Regions from separate parts of the Mus musculus genome. Here region 1 is linked to region 2. The links are chromatin loops, found by intact Hi-C in ENCODE. Cell type or tissue: heart. All regions are shown on one strand. Links, peaks and the distances in the headings refer to the core of each region. The heading gives the core; the rest is flanking DNA. Region 1 holds the start of 1700020N15Rik (RIKEN cDNA 1700020N15 gene). Region 2 holds the start of Gm6812 (predicted gene 6812).

Region 1 (8,767 bases), core at 290-8,289, 1.1 Mb after region 2:
CTTGGGTATTCTAAGTTTCTGGGCTAATATCCACTTATTAGTGAGTACATAACATTTGAGTTCTTTTGTGATTGTGTTACCTCTCTCAGGATGATGCCCTCCAGGTCCATCCATTTGCCTAGGAATTTCATAAATTCATTCTTTTTAATAGCTGAGTAGTACTCCATTGTATAAATGTACCACATTTTTTGTATCCATTCCTCTGTTGAGGGGCATCTGGGTTCTTTCCAGCTTCTGGCTATTATAAATAAGGCTGCTATGAACATAGTGGAGCATGTGTCCTTACCGGTCGGGACATCTTCTGGATATATGCCCAGGAGAGGTATTGCGGGATCCTCTGGTAGTACTATGTCCAATTTTCTGAGGAACCGCCAGTCTGATTTCCAGAGTGGTTGTACAAGCTTGCAATCCCACCAACAATGGAGGAGTGTTCCTCTTTCTCCACATCCACGCCAGCATCTGCTGTCACCTGAATTTTTGATCTTAGCCATTCTGAGTGGTGTGAGGTGGAATCTCAGGGTTGTTTTGATTTGCATTTCCCTGATGATTAAGGATGTTGAACATTTTTTCAGGTGCTTCTCAGCCATTTGGTATTCCTCAAGTGAGAATTCTTTGTTCCTCCATTGTTGGTGGGATTGCAAGCTTGTACAACCACTCTGGAAATCATTCTGGCAGTTTCTCAGAAAATTGGACATGGTACTACTGGAGGATCCTGCAATACCTCTCCTGGGCATATATCCAGAAGATGTTCCAACTAGTAAGAAAGAAACACGCTCCACTATGTTCACAGCAGCCTTATTTATAATAGCCAGAAGCTGGAAAGAACCCAGATGCCCCTCAACAGAGGAATGGATACAAAAAATGTGGTACATTTACACAATGGAGTACTACTCAGCTATTAAAAAGAATGAATTTATGAAATTCCCAGGCAAATGGATGGACCTGAAGGGCATTATCCTGAGAGAGGTAACCCAATCACAAAGGAACTCACACAATATATACTCACTGATAAGTGGATATTAGCCCAGAAACTTAGAATACCCAAGATATAAGTTACAATTTGCAAAACACATGAAACTCAAGAAGAATGAAGACCAAAGTGTGGACACTTTGCCCCTTCTTAGAATTGGGAACAAAACACCCATGGAAGGAGTTACAGAGACACAGTTTGGAGCTGAGACAAAAGGATGAAGCATCTAGAGACTGCCATATCCAGGGATCCATCCCATAATCAGCCTCCAAACGCTGACAACATTGCATACACTAGCAAGATTGTGCTGATAGGAGCCTGATATAGCAGTCTCTAGTGAGACTATGCCGGAGCCTAGCAAACACAGAAGTGGATGCTCACAGTCAGCTATTGGACAGATCACAGGGCCCCCAATGGAGGAGCTAGAGAATGTACCCAAGGAGCTAAAGGGATCTGCAACCCTATAGGTGGAACAACATTATGAACTAACCAGTACCCCAGAGCTCTTGACTCTAGCTGTGTAAGTATCAAAAGATAGCCTAGTCGGCCATCACTGGAAAGAGAGGCCCATTGGACTTGCAAACTTTATATGCCCCAGTACAGGGGAATGCCAGGGCCAAAAAGTGGGAATGGGTGAGTTGTGGTGTGTGGGGGAGGGTATGGGGGACTTTTGGGATAGCATTGGAAATGTAAATGAGGAAAATACCTAATTTTAAAAAAATGCAATAAAAAAAAGAACATCTACCCAACTTAAAAAAAATAATGTAAAGGAAGCTGTTTCAGTATTCAAACACATGTGAATTGATTTAAAAAATAAATTACTTAAAACTTAAAAATGCAGAATTTCATAAGTGATTATTTTAGATTAGTTTAATATTCATATCCTATACTGTAATTTTTGTGAATTTTGACAGTATTACTAATCTACAGCTGGAATATCAAACACAAGAATTGTACCACGCTCAGATGTTCCTTGTGTCTTCCTTATTAATTTTTTTGGTTATTTTATTGATTTACCTTTCAATGTTTTCCCCTTTCCAGGTTTCCCCTCTGCAAGTCTCCTATCACCTCCCCTTCCCCTGCTTCTATGAGGATGCTCCCCCTCCCACTCACCCACCCCATGTCACCACCCTAGCATCCCCCTATGCTGGGTCATCGAACCTCCACAGGACCAAGGGGCTCCCCTCCTATTGATGCCAGATAAAGCCATCCTCTGCTACATATGCAGCTAGAGCCATGGGTCCCTCCATGTGTACTCTTTGGTTGGTGGTTTAGTCCCTGGGAGCTCTGGGGGGTCTGGTTGATTGATATTTTTGTTCTTCCTGTGGGGTTGCAAACCCCTTCAGCTCCTTCAGTCCTTTCTCTATCTCCTGCCTTGGGGGTCCCCATGCTCAGTCAAATGGTTGGCTGCAAGCATCTGCATCTGAATTGGTCAGTTGTTGGCATAGCCTCTCAGGAGACAGTTTTTAACTTCATTCTATATGTGTGGCAAGTACTAGAATGGTTTCTGGATGTTTCATGTGATGGCTAGTTTTATGTTATCTTCACATAGCCAGAGTCATTTTGGAAGATAAGACAATTCAGAAAATGCTTCTACCAAAATGGTCTGTGGTACATTTTCTTGACTGCTGAGTGATGTGGAAGAGCCCAGCTTATTGTGACCAGTACCACCCCTGTACTAAAGCTCTCTCTCAGGTGCTTTAAGAATGCTGGCTGAGCATGCCAGGAGGACATGCTGAAAGTGAGTACACACAAAAAACTCACAAAGGTGAAGACCTCAGGCAGCTGAACTTGCTAGATATTCAGTAATATAGTGCCTGTAGCTAACCCATTTTCTACTGGGATGAAAAGGTGAATGGGAGACTGAGTCTATATACTGGGTGATACATGAGTAAGATAAAATTACACTGTTCTCTATGGAGGAAAATAAGAAACCTGTTAGATGGTTTTAGATATTAGCCCAAAAACTTAATATAGTGAGATATAAGGTACAATTTGCAAAACACATGAAACTGAAGAATGAAGACCAAAGTGTGGACACTTTGCCCCGTCTTAGAATTGGAAACAATCACCCATGGAAGGAGTTACAGAGACAAAGTTTGGAGCTGAGACAAAAGGACGGACCATCAAGAGACTGCCATATCCAGGGATCCATCCCATAATTAGCCTCCAAATGATGACACCATTTCATACACTAGCAAGCGTTTGGTGCAAGGACCATGATATAGCCGTCTCTTGTGAGACTAGGCTGGGGCCTATCCACAGAAGTTGATGCTCACAGTCAACTATTGGATGGATCACAGGGCCCCCAAGGGAAGAGCTGGAGAAAGTACCCAAGGAGCTAAAGAGATCTGCAACCCTGTAGATGCAACATTATGAACTAACCAATACCCCTGAGCTCTTGACTCTAGCTGCATATGTATCAAAAGATGCCCTAGTCGGCCATCACTGGAAAGAGAGGCCCACTGGATAGGCAAACTTTATATGCCCCAGTACAGGGGAACACCAGGGCCAAAAAATGGGAATGGGTGGGTAGAGGAGTGGGGGGGGGCGAGGGTATGGGAGGCTTTTGGGATAGCATTGGAAATGTAATTGAGGAAAATACATAATAAAAAAAATAAGAGAAAAAAAAGACAAAAGAAACCTGTTAGCGCTATTCATAAAACTAAATCCACTAGTGTCTCAATTGTGAGAAGGGCTCTAAGGAAGGCAGGATGTCAACAGAGTTAGCAATAAAATTTAGCAAAAAAAAGACCCTGGTTCCTACTGGCACAGGTGGAGAACACTGTTACTCCTGAGGCCCATGCACCTCTGCTTGTGCGAACCTCTTCCCCATGAATGAACATTAGTCTTCACTCACAATTTCCAGCATGGCCACCTTCTGGCATGTGAATATTTGCTTCAGCTCACTACCATCACCTTCTCCAAACAAACCACAAATCCCAAATCTTGTAGGGCACTAACATGACCCTCAGACTTGAAATAAAAATAGGATTCCCAATGCAGAGAGTCTACCCATAGTGACATGCTAAACGCAATGAGTTTTCACTGGAAAACAAAAACCAAGGAATCATAAGCAGACTCTAGGACAAAGCAAAGCGATGGAACATAGTGGTTAACCAAGACGTGAGGCAATGGAGGTACTCCAGAGAGAATGTCAAGGAAAAGGCACGGAAGCGCATCTCTACAGAGAAGTACAGTCACTTTAACACACACACACACACACACACACACACTCACACACACACACAGACACACACACACACATACCAGAGGGACAGAATAAGGAAGAGCGGGAGAACATGGAATACACCACTGACTCTCATGTGTATGGGAAATGTAGAGAGGCACACCCTCGCTTTGCCCTGTCTCCCTCCTAAATTCACGTGGGGAAGTGAGAATGGGTGGGCAGGGCAGTATGGAAGACCCTAGGAGGCTAAGGTAATGCCTCTCTTCCCTAAGCAGACCACCTAGCCCACACTCTCCCTACAGGGCCAACAAATTGGTACTCTGTGCCTTTTAAGCCCTTCCCCCACCCACGGGGCTAGACTAGGTAGGGGCGTGGCTTCCTGACCAAACAATGCAAGGGCAGGGCTACTCCTTATCCAGCAAGAGAAATTTCAGTAGAGGGTCTGAAGGTCCTGGCTAAATTCCAGTAAAACAACGAAATGGGGTTAATAAATACAAAGTTACAAGAATTTCACATGGCTGAATCAAAAAGTGCCACCACCCAAGCTGTGAAGAAGAATGAGAAATTCAAATATAAAGTCAAGGTGAGCTGCTTCACCTCTACCCCTTGTCTAGTCTCCCTACCTTGTCCTCACAGCACATTCACCCCGAGACCTCGCCCCTTCCCATGAGCTCCTGTTTCCTCCCCATCTCCACTTTCTTTCTCCAAACCAATCCCTCCCTGTGATCTCCTTCCAGGAAACTAAGAAACCAGTGTTTATGAACATATTCAATCAAGCCACTGTGAAAAAGCCACTCCCCCCAAGAGCTCAGACTCCCTTGGTTAAGGTGAAGAAAGAAAGAAAACCACAAAGATTATGCCTTTACCATCGCGTAAATGAGAAGCCTAACCAGGATGTACAGTATGATCTTGACAAGAGCGAGGACAGCAGTACCAGCAGCACCACAAGCTATGAGCTGGACAGCCAGTGAAGAAGGATGGAGGACAGAGACCTCAGAAACACCTATCAGCATCCAGAGGTCTCCACCCTGACCAGTATGCAACTGTGAAGACAGCAACTTTGCAGCCCCTGGTGGTCAGATGATGAAATAAAATCAAGCTCTTAGGAGTGAATGCCTGTCTCTGTGTTCTCTGATGGGAGCCAGGGGAGTGGAGAATAGGGAAGGGTCAGGCTAGGAAGGGTGTGAGAGCAGGAGGGAGGGAGGATTAGGGGGTATAGGTGGGAGGAGGAATGGAATGGAAATGGGGAGGACAAGGAAGGTGGGTGGTTGGGAAGGGTGGAACATTTGCAGAGTGTGGAGCAGGATGCAAACATATAGGTCGAGAAGGAGGCAGGTCCTCAGAGATTGAGGGTCTAAGGTGAAGCAGATGTAGGAGCTAAGTGTTGGTTATTCAGGCCACTTAAGAGGCAGGAAAGGCTTTTCCTTCAATGGATGCCCGTTGTAAACGTTGTATACTCTGTAAACTTTGTAAACCCTCAAGGCAGGAAAGAGGCCAGGCCTGAAGAGCTCCAGCAGGCACAGCCTGCTTCCCAGACCTCCCTAACTCTCATAACTGTGTTTCCAGTCTCTGTACCTGCCACAAAGTCCATCTCCAGCCCCTCAACAGGACCCTCCCCAGATTATGGTAGTTTTAGGTGAACGTCTGAACTAAAGTCGTCAATCCCTGAATACTAAAACCCACCAATCTGTGAACTTCTCACAGAAACCTACCAATCCCTGAACTTCTCACAGAAACCTACCAATCCCTGAACTTCTCACAGAAACCTACCAATCCCTGAACTTCTCACAGAAACCTACCAATCCCTGAACAGAAAAGCCCATCAGTCCCTGAGCTCCCCCAAGCTCAGTACTTGAAATCCAACCAGCCCTCTCACCCCGGAAATCTCTACCCTAGACAGTGCCATGCAGCAACAACCCCTACATAATAAGCAATGGCCTTTGTCCAATTGCTGCTGTCTGCTCCCTCTTGGGAAAATAGGCAGCCACTCCTGGATCCGTTACTCCACAACCAGGAACAATAAATCCAATACATCTCTTTCATGAGACTTGCTGCCTGCTGTGACTCTCTCACTGAAGAAGACAAGAAGCAGTGAAGAGAAGAAGGGAAGAAGCAAAGAGGAGGGGCAGACGAGCTCCTCAGCTGCTCAGCTCAGCTGGGAACACACTCCCTGGGAGCTGCAGCGCCTCTGCTGAGGAGGCTTCCTCTCAGAGCTGTAAGGTTCCTGGACCACTGTGTCTCAGGATGCCTTTTCCATTGAGACACTGCCCCACTTCAGAGCTGTGTGATTCCTGGTCTGCTGTGTCTCAGGGTGCCCTTCCATTGGGGTATGTTGAGGTTTGGTCTTACTGTCTATTGAAATGCCAAGGCCTAGCGTCTGCACATAGGCTCAAGAGACTCTGCCCTCAAGTTATTTCTGATTGGAAAATAAAGATGCCAACAGCCAATAGCTAGACAAAAGAGACACAGGTGGGGTTTAGGTTTCCTGGGCTTGGGGTCAGAGGAGAACCATGACAAAACAAAGAAGTTGGAGGAGGAGGAAGGGAAGGCTCCATTGATTAGGAGTCATAAAAACATGGCCCCGAGGGCTGGCCAACTGTAGTTGAGATCAGCCCAGATGAAACATAGTAAGTAATAGCTCAGGCTATCGATAGGAAAGTTGATTCTAACAGTATAGAGGGTAGTCGTCTGCCCAGCCCTTGTGCTGTTTAAGGCTTGGTATAAATATAAAGGTTGGGGGGGTGTGTCTTTTATCCAGGAAATAATTGGTCTAAGGCAGGGTACAAACACCAGGTACGGGTTAAATAATTTCTACAGCAGGTAGACCTTCTCCCCCTCAGAGCTGTGGTTTCTGGGCTTCTGAGTCCCAAGATACCTTCCCATCTGAGCAGGAAGGCTAACAATAAGGATTTAGTCACAACATGGCAGTATATACAAACTTCCCCTTACAGGTTGGACCAATAGGAGGTCGAGAAACCCAGATGGAGAGAGGTATGATATGTATCACATGTACAATGACAACTCTTGCGCAAAAGGTAGACAGTTACCTCAGCTGGCAGTGGTGGCCTCAGCTGACAGTGACCTCAGCTGGCAGCCAGCTGATCCTGAGATGGAAAGAATGAACTGCCCTTAAAACCAGCAACCCCCTCAACCCACTGAAATCTACCACACAGACACAATGATGGTGTTTGGTGAGGCTCTAACCCACTTTGTCATTAAGCAGCTGTGGGTGGGGCATGGATTACGGAGCATGGGAACAGTAAACATGGACTGCACTTGGCAGATGCTCTCTGGAGAATTTTGTGATCTGAACAGAGCAGAAGAAAGTGGCTCTGTTATTATTATGCCCATCTTCCTGACAATGTTTAACACCAAAGGATGCTAGTGATTAAATACCACCCCCAGTCTTCCCTTGGTCTAAATTCTGAATGCTTGCTGTGATTTGTGTTATTTCATATATGAATAAGTACATTTTGCCTTAGTATGTTTCAGTGGTTTTCCTTTTAAAAACTGGTTATGTTCAGGAAGTGAAATCATATGCCCTGTTGTGCAGTGGTCCAACCCTGGCTGATAGGACTCACTACCTCCTTCCCTCATTGTTCCTCCTGCTGGGAATAGCCAGTGGTGGCTTCTGTGTGCTCATTTCTAGCCTACAGGCCTTAAGTTGAGGTAGGATACAGAGGCGTCTCACATGGAAACCACATTCTAAACGACGGCAGGACTATGACAGTCCAGAGAAGGACAGCCCTGGCTGGATCCTTTTTCTATATTGATGTTTCAGTCTGTGCTGATATGACATCTTTCTTCAATTAAGAACCATTCAGGAAGGCACCGTTGCTGAAGGCAATACCACACAAATCACTGTATATAGAAAAGTAGATATCATGCCTACGCAGATATCTTTCTAGCATCTTTGGTATAGGAAGGTACTCTGCATGATACCAAAAGAGAAATGTAAAAATGAAACGTAGCTACAAAGCCCTTGATATTCAATGCTGTTGAGTAACAAAACATCATATTTGGCATATGGCCTACTCTACAACATGGAACCCATACCTAACAGTGCTGGGGTGACCAAAAACATGAAACTAGATAGTCCAGCGACTTAGGGTAAAACCAAATTCTACTGTTCTTTAAAAAAAAAAAAAAGCCAATAAAATGACTCTAATGACATTTTCCTATACTTACCTATCACTCAGCACATTGCTCAGCCATCATTAGAGAAGCTTCCTCCTGCAGCAAATGAGAACACATACAAAAGAGTAAGAGACCTAGGAACACACAGTTCTAAAGATCAAGTCTTTGCTCTCAGCAGTCATGGAACCCAATAGAAGAGAAGGCAGAATGTGTTAAGAGCTAGAAGGAATTGAGAACAACTTCTCTGGACATCTTTTCCTTCTGCTTGTTTTGTTTAATTCCAATGTGTTGGTCTTTGTTTTCTTATTATATTTGGTTTTATTACTGTCCTTAAGAAGCCTGAGTTTTTAAAATTTATTTTATTAATTTACATTCTAGTCATTGCTCCCCCTTCCCAGACCTTTCCCACAGTTCCTCATCCTGTTCTTCCTCTCCAATTGCCTTGGAGAGGGTGTTCCCCCACTACCACT
Region 2 (8,767 bases), core at 182-8,181:
TGGCGATTCTGAGCAGGAGGAACAATGAGGGAAGGAGGTAGTGAGTCCTATCAGCCAGGGCTGGACCACTGCACAACAGGGCACTGTGTACATGATCTCACTTCCTGAATATAACCAGTTTTTAAAAGGAAAATCACTGAAACACACAAAGGCAAAATGTACTTATTCATATATGAAATAACACAAATCACAGCAAGCATTCAGAATGTAGACCAAGGGAAGACTGGGGGTGGTATTTAATCACTAGCATCCTTTGGTGTTAAACATTGTCAGGAAGATGGGCATAATAATAACAGAGCCACTTTCTTCTGCTCTGTTCAGATCACAAAATTCTCCAGAGAGCATCTGCCAAGTGCAGTCCATGTTCACTGTTCCCATGCTCCGTAATCCATGCCCCACCCACAGCTGCTTAATGACAAAGTGGGTTAGAGCCTCACCAAACACCATCATTGTGTCTGTGTGGTAGATTTCAGTGGGTTGAGGGGGTTGCTGGTTTTAAGGGCAGTTCATTCTTTCCATCTCAGGATCAGCTGGCTGCCAGCTGAGGTCACTGTCAGCTGAGGCCACCACTGCCAGCTGAGGTCACTGTCTACCTTTTGTGCAAGAGTTGTCATTGTACATGTGATACATATCATACCTCTCTCCATCTGGGTTTCTCGACCTCCTATTGGTCCAACCTATAAGGGGAAGTTTGTATATACTGCCATGTTGTGACTAAAGCCTTATTGTTAGCCTTCCTGCTCAGATGGGAAGGTGTCTTGGGACTCAGAAGCCCAGAAACCACAGTTCTGAGGGGGAGAAGGTCTACCTGCTGTAGAAATTATTTAATCCGTACCTGGTGTTTGTACCCTGCCTTAGACCAATTATTTCCTGGATAAAAGACACACACCCCCCAACCTTTATATTTATACCAAGCCTTAAACAGCACAAGGGCTGGGCAGACGACTACCCTCTATACTGTTAGAATCAACTTTCCTATCGATAGCCTGAGTTATTACTTACTATGTTTCATCTGGGCTGATCTTAACTACAGTTGGCCAGCCCTCGGGGCCATGTTTTTATGACTCCTAATCAATGGAGCCTTCCCTTCCTCCTCCTCCAACTTCTTTGTTTTGTCATGGTTCTCCTCTGACCCCAAGCCCAGGAAACCTAAACCCCACCTGTGTCTCTTTTGTCTAGCTATTGGCTGTTGGCATCTTTATTTTCCAATCAGAAATAACTTGAGGGCAGAGTCTCTTGAGCCTATGTGCAGATGCTAGGCCTTGGCATTTCAATAGACAGTAAGACCAAACCTCAACATACCCCAATGGAAGGGCACCCTGAGACACAGCAGACCAGAAATCACACAGCTCTGAAGTGGGGCAGTGTCTCAATGGAAAAGGCATCCTGAGACACAGTGGTCCAGGAACCTTACAGCTCTGAGAGGAAGCCTCCTCAGCAGAGGCGCTGCAGCTCCCAGGGAGTGTGTTCCCAGCTGAGCTGAGCAGCTGAGGAGCTCAAGTCTGCCCCTCCTCTTTGCTTCTTCCCTTCTTCTCTTCACTGCTTCTTGTCTTCTTCAGTGAGAGAGTCACAGCAGGCAGCAAGTCTCATGAAAGAGATGTATTGGATTTATTGTTCCTGGTTGTGGAGTAATGGATCCAGGAGTGGCTGCCTATTTTCCCAAGAGGGAGCAGACAGCAGCAATTGGACAAAGGCCATTGCTCATTATGTAGGGGTTGTTGCTGCATGGCACTGTCTAGGGTAGAGATTTCCAGGGTGAGAGGGCTGGTTGGATTTCAAGTACTGAGCTTGGGGGAGCTCAGGGACTGATGGGCTTTTCTGTTCAGGGATTGGTAGGTTTCTGTGAGAAGTTCACAGATTGGTGGGTTTTAGTATTCAGGGATTGACGACTTTTGTTCAGACGTTCACCTAAAACTACCATAATCTGGGGAGGGTCCTGTTGAGGGGCTGGAGATGGACTTTGTGGCAGGTACAGAGGCTGGAAACACAGTTATGAGAGTTAGGGAGGTCTGGGAAGCAGGCTGTGCCTGCTGGAGCTCTTCAGGCCTGGCCTCTTTCCTGCCTTGAGGGTTTACAAAGTTTACAGAGTATACAACGTTTACAACGGGCATCCATTGAAGGAAAAGCCTTTCCTGCCTCTTAAGTGGCCTGAATAACCAACACTTAGCTCCTACATCTGGTTCACCTTAGACCCTCAATCTCTGAGGACCTGCCTCCTTCTCGACCTATATGTTTGCATCCTGCTCCACACTCTGCAAATGTTCCACTCTTCCCAAACACCCACCTTCCTTGTCCTCCCCATTTCCATTCCATTCCTCCTCCCACTTATACCCCCTAATCCTCCCTCCCTCCTGCTCTCATACCCTTCCTAGCCTGACCCTTCCCTATTCTCCACTCCCCTGGCTCCCATCAGAGAACACAGAGACAGGCATTCACTCCTAAGAGCTTGATTTTATTTCATCATCTGACCACCAGGGGCTGCAAAGTTGCTGTCTTCACAGTTGCATACTGGTCAGGGTGGAGACCTCTGGATGCTGATAGGTGTTTCTGAGGTCTCTGTCCTCCATCCTTCTTCACTGGCTGTCCAGCTCATAGCTTGTGGTGCTGCTGGTACTGCTGTCCTCGCTCTTGTCAAGATCATACTGTACATCCTGGTTAGGCTTCTCATTTACGCGATGGTAAAGGCATAATCTTTGTGGTTTTATTTCTTTCTTCACCTTAACCAAGGGAGTCTGAGCTCTTGGGGGGAGTGGCTTTTTCACAGTGGCTTGATTGAATATGTTCATAAACACTGGTTTCTTAGTTTCCTGGAAGGAGATCACAGGGAGGGATTGGTTTGGAGAAAGAAAGTGGAGATGGGGAGGAAACAGGAGCTCATGGGAAGGGGCGAGGTCTCGGGGTGAATGTGCTGTGAGGACAAGGTAGGTAGACTAGACAAGGAGTAGAGGTGAAGCAGCTCACCTTGACTTTATATTTGAACTTCTCATTCTTCTTCACAGCTTGGGTGGTGGCACTTTTTGATTCAGCCATGTGAAATTCTTGTAACTTTGTATTTATTAACCCCATTTCGGTGTTTTACTGGAATTTAGCCAGGACCTTCAGACCCTCTACTGAAATTTCTCTTGCTGGATAAGGAGTAGCCCTGCCCTTGCATTGTTTGGTCAGGAAGCCACGCCCCTACCTAGTCTAGCCCCGTGGGTGGGGGAAGGGCTTAAAAGGCACAGAGTACCAATTTGTTGGCCCTGTAGGAGGAGTGTGGGCTAGGTGGTCTAGTTAGAGAAGAGAGGCATTTCCTTAGCTTCCTAGGGTCTTCCATACTGTCCTGCCCACCCATTCTCATTTCCCCACGTGAATTTAGGAGGGAGACAGGGCAAAGCGAGGGTGTGCCTCTCTACATTTCCCATACACATGAGAGTCAGTGGTGTATTCCATGTTCTCCCGCTCTTCCTTATTCTGTCCCTCTTGTATGTGTGTGTGTGTGTGTGTGTGTGTGTGTGTGTGTGTGAGTGTGTGTGAGTGTGTGTGCGCGTGTGCGTGTGCGTGTGCGTGTGAGTGTGTGTGCGTGTGCGTGTGCGTGTGCGTGTGTGTGTGAGTGTGTGTGTGTGTGTGTGAGTGTGTGTGTGTGTGTGTGTGTGTGTGTGTGTGTGTGTGTGTTAAAGTGACTGTACTTCTCTGTGGAGATGCGCTTCCGTGCCTTTCCCTTGACATTCTCTCTGGAGTACCTCCATTGCCTCACGTCTTGGTTAACCACTATGTTCCATCGCTTTGCTTTGTCCTAGAGTCTGCTTATGATTCCTTGGTTTTTGTTTTCCAGTGAAAACTCGTTGCTTTTAGCATATCACTATGGGTAGACTCTCTGCATTGGGAATTCTATTCTTATTTCAAGTCTGAGGGTCATGTTAGTGCCCTACAAGATTTGGGATTTGTGGTGTGTTTGGGGAAGGTGATGGTAGTGAGCTGAAGCAAATATTCACATGCCAGAAGGTGGCCATGCTGGAAATTGTGAGTGAAGACTAATGTTCATTCATGGGGAAGAGGTTCACACAAGCAGAGGTGCATGGGCCTCAGGAGTAACAGTGTTTTCCACCTGTGCCAGTAGGAACCAGGGTCTTTTCTTGCTAAATTTTATTGCTATCTCTGTTGACATCCTACCTTCCTTAGAGCCCTTCTCACAATTGAGACACTAGTGGATTTATTTTTATGAATAGCTCTAACAGGTTTCTTTTTTTCCTCCGTAGAGAACAGTGTAATCTTATCTTACTCATGTATCACCCAGTATATAGACTCAGTCTCCCATTCACCTTTTCGTCCAGTATAAATGGGATAGCTACAGGCACTATATTACTGAATATCTAGCAAGTTCAGCTGCCTGAGGTCTTCACCTGGGCCCATAAACCTTTGCCTTTATGTTGTTACTGGATTTTCATGTGTGTATTTGCTTCCTTTGGACTAGTGGTTGCATTCTTACAGCAATGTTCTGTATATACCATCAAAATATTTAAAAGTCAGAATAAAAATTATACAAACAAATTGAAAACATAGCTCAAAACTAGAAAACAGTGGCTCCTATACCATTAATATCTATAAGAAGTCTTATTTTTTTAAAATGAGGAAACTTGACAAAAAATTGTGAAAAAGGAAAAGACATGGAGGTGCAACTGATGGGAAAGGTAAGCCCTTAAGCATCTTATTAAAGATGCTTGAGCTCATCATGGTAAGAACAGTCATATGAAAACTACCATAGAAGTCAAAGCTAACCCATAACTCTCACATTGTTTAGGATTTTACAAACAATATGACATAGTTGTAGCTATTTCATCTATTACAAAAATTAGGTAGACAATGGAAATTATAAAAGGAATTAAAAAATCTCTTGGAACTGGATCTCATAGCATGCAACTTGGTGAGTACAGTAGATGACACTAGGAACAAATTAGAGATTGAAGAAGGAGAAAAGTGTATATGCTTCAATATATAGTAATAGAAACTACTCAGAACGTGGGTACTTGGCTCTCTAGACATCTGTTTATTCATCTACTCACAGGATCTCACAACCTTGTCCTTTGGAGGTAAACATAGTCATAATTGCTTAATGTCAGAGGACTAGATGGGTAAACCCAGCACATATTTTTCAAATTTCTTTTTATCTAACGTTTGTGTGCAGTGTCCTTCCCTCTAACAGATATCATCCTTTAGAATGAAGACAGTTTTACATCTTTCAATTAGGCAAGGGTATGTTAGAAAATCTCTTTATAGCCAACTCAAAAACCTTAAAATCATGGAAACAGTGGAGTTCCTATGACACATCTTGGAGAAGAGAAATTGGAATTCCTGACTTGAGAAAGAGGATCAAGTCAGAAATTATTGAAAAAAGTATATATCATAACATCACAAACTCCAAACAAGTCAACATTTTAAGATGTTGGCAAATTGCATGAGCAATTTAAATGTAAAGGAAAGAATGTATACTAAGCAGCAGAGTCTCAGGAATATTGTTAGAGGTCTCATATTATCCAATCATAATAATACATAGAAAACATTTGTCATCAAGAAAAATTGAGTTGGTTGAAAAAATAGTTTTATAGAGCAATGTAGGAGAATGTATAATCTCAGATACAGAATTTGTAAAGGGAAGTGGTAGTTGTGAAGAAGACTGGAAAAGCTGAGTAAAAAAGTAGTGACTAGAAGAATGAGAATTCAAAACCATTTTGTCTTAAGCAATCTTTTACTAATAAGAACTACTTTATAAATTTTGCTTGTCATGCATTATCTGATAAGGAACATTTTAACGTAGTAACTCCAAATATATTCTCCTTTAAAATGAAAATAAGCAGAAAATTCAAAAGCAAAGTATATTTCAAAAAATTAGTATCAGAATCAAAACTTTTTCTAAGTAGAGAAAAATCATGTTTTAAAATTTTCTGGTAAAATTTTCATAATGAAAAATAATTGTTATAGATGATTCAAGTTAGAGATAAGAAATTATGAAGAATTTTCTCTCTAAAAATGTGAAAATTTGATAAAATGGAAATATTTTTAAAAGCCTAATATATCAAACCCATTTGATAAGAATTAGAAACCCACATAAAGAACACTTAAATGAATGAAGTCTCTAAACAGCAATCTTCTCACAATGGAAACTGTAGGGGTGGATGGTTTTACTGGTAAGTTCTAGTGAACATCCAAACAAGAAAGCATTCCAGTATTTCCTAAAACAGATAACAAGTGAACATTCCCTGATTTATTTTAGGAATCACACATAGTCTTAATGCTGATTGGAAGAAATATTGAAGGGAAGGAAAAATAACGGTCAGGCATATTCATCTCCATAGATGGCAATAGTCTAACCAAAATGAAAATGAATAGAACTCAATAATTTATAAAACACTATAATCAAAACTACTCAAGTTCTTTTTTTGCTGCTATAAAAGAATACCTCCACATGGGTGATTTATAAAAAACAGAAATTAATTTTCATACCATTATTGATACAAGAAAGACAAGGTCAAGGTGCTAATACCTAGCTAGGTACTTCTTAATGTGTCATCCTCTATGGGGAAGACAGGAGGGCATGTGACAGTAAGAGAGAAGCTTGGAATCACTCTTTTATAGCAAATCCACTCTTTTAATAAAGTGTTAATTGACTTATAAAAGCAGAGATTCTAAAATGTCCTACCCCTTACTATTTTTATAATTGCAATTGCATTTCAATATCAATTTTGGATGTACATGCATTCAAACTATAGCAGTAGTCAAATAGTATACATTCCAAGAATATAAGGTTACCTTTGTACAATTAAATGTAATTCACTGTATCAATAGATTAAAGGATTAAAATGGTATGGCCATCTCTATAGATGGAGATATACTATTTGATAAAGTTGATATTCTTCCATATTAAGAATTAAAACCATATAGGAGAAGTATAGTTGTGTTGCATGATAGATTAAGGATCATGATAAACCTGCCTGTTCATAAAAACAATGATAATTATTGGCCAAATGTCATAACCGACACTTTCAGAACTTTGGAAATTCACCAAAGACTAGCAAAAACTTGAGAAATATTTAATCAAGGAAAGCTGAAAAACCTCAAAAAGGCCAATGGGGTTGTGGTTTGGGGTTTGTAAACTTCTTTTTTTATTGGTTATTTTATTATTGATTTACATTTCAAGTGTTAGCCCCTTTCCCGGTTTCCCCTCAGCAAACCCCTATCCCATCCCCTCCCTCTGCTTATATGATGGTGCTTTCCCATCTGTTCACCCACTCCTGCCTCCCTGCCCTGGCATTCCCTACTTCTTTTCATTGGCTGCTATATACTAAAAAAGACCCTCCAGGGCTGGAGAAATGGCTCAGTGATTAAGAGTAATTACAGTTATCTTGGAACACCCAAATTTGATTCCTAGAATCCACATGGTGACTTGCAACTGTCTATAACACCAGTTCAGGAGGATATGACACCCTTCTCTAACCTCTGTGGGCACCAGACATGTATATGGTATACAGATAAATACATGGACAAAAGGCTCATGCTCATAAAATAGATATTAAAAGAAAGAAAAGAACAAGAAGCTTCTCTGACCATAGTTGAGAACAGCACAGGTCTATGGGTATAAACTTAGGTACTTTGAAGGCAAGTTGACATCTTTCACCTATGCTTCCATAGTCTGTTCATGCCATAGCCTTCATAGAGTAGACCTTGGTTTCCATCATGCCCTCATATGATCCTTGAATGTATGCTATTGATGTGTGACTTTTACAGATTTTTCAGAAATTAATGTGCCCAAGTTTCTGTAGTGGGTAGAAAAGATAGGATTCATCCATGGTCAGTCCTGACATAGAGAAAGTAAGAATTTTAAAAAGTAATGTTATTAGTGTGAAGATACATTTTTTCTCAGAATATAAGAACAATAATTATGCTAAAAACTTTCAATTGCTCCTCAATATCCCTTCGTTTTCTTACCTTATGAAAATTAAGCACATCTATACTCTGAAGTCAATTACAGCTTCAGAAAGACTAGTAAGTGGTTCTTGTCGTTATAGGCTTTTGACTGAGTAATGAGTGACATATTGTTGTCCTTTTGACTGTTCCTTCTTGGCCCTTCACTGAGCGCTGTATAGGAGTGCTGAAGAAAAGCCTAGACCTTAGTATTTTGTAGAAATGTAGAAATCATAGAAATGATGCAAAATATCATTTCTGCCTTTTATAGACTATGTCTCTTTTTGTAAGATTCTTCATTTATCAATGCTAGCACCCTTGTCTATCCAACAGAACTCAGCAGTTCCTGGATCATTTGGCTGCCTTATGGTATGAACACTAATGCATGGCAAGTGCCTGGCATCAATAAGATTACAACTATACAGTGGAACTTTCTGTAGGGATGGACATTCTCTAGAGCAGTGATTCTTAAGCTTCTTAATGCTGTCTCCCTTTAATTTAGTTCCTCACGTTGTAATGACCCCCATCCATAAGATTATTTTCCTTGCTAATTCATAACTGTAATTTTTCTATTGTTATGAATGGTAATGTAAATATGTGTTTTCTGATGATCTTAGGTGAACCCGTGAAAAGACATTTTAACCCCACAAAGGAGTCACGGTCCACAGGTCAAGAATAGAGGTATTTTCTAGAGGATATGTAGCTGCTAACAATATGGTGCTTTTAAAGTGTGGCTAGTGTAACAGCTGAACTTCATTGTTAATTTAAATTTACATTGAATTACGAGATGTAGCTACCAAATACCAAATTGTCATTATTAGTCTAGATA

Evidence for each region. Hi-C counts contacts between places; a loop is a spot of excess contacts. Peaks named below come from ENCODE experiments on the same cell type or tissue, not always from the same donor. Only the 100,000 strongest peaks of a DNase experiment are listed, where the experiment ranks them.
Region 1: it touches region 2 in a loop (10-fold over the local background); 11 of 42 quality-filtered maps call a loop at or near these places.

Annotation. Positions count from the first base shown.
Region 1 is chrX:69,940,708-69,949,474 of GRCm38, forward strand. 1700020N15Rik (RIKEN cDNA 1700020N15 gene) reads left to right here and starts at 4,574. Exons shown (of 2, transcript NM_029316.1): 1 at 4,574-4,743; 2 at 4,898-5,273. The coding sequence starts at 4,639. The coding sequence ends at 5,131. It overlaps 1700111N16Rik (RIKEN cDNA 1700111N16 gene), which reads right to left. Exons shown (of 9, transcript NR_033213.2): 8 at 8,349-8,393. In heart, for the core only: no CTCF peak of the experiment used is centred there; no DNase peak of the experiment used is centred there.
Region 2 is chrX:68,889,942-68,898,708 of GRCm38, forward strand. It overlaps Gm6812 (predicted gene 6812), which reads right to left and starts at 3,112. Exons shown (of 2, transcript NM_001098842.2): 1 at 2,962-3,112; 2 at 2,432-2,807. The coding sequence starts at 3,066. The coding sequence ends at 2,574. In heart, for the core only: no CTCF peak of the experiment used is centred there; no DNase peak of the experiment used is centred there.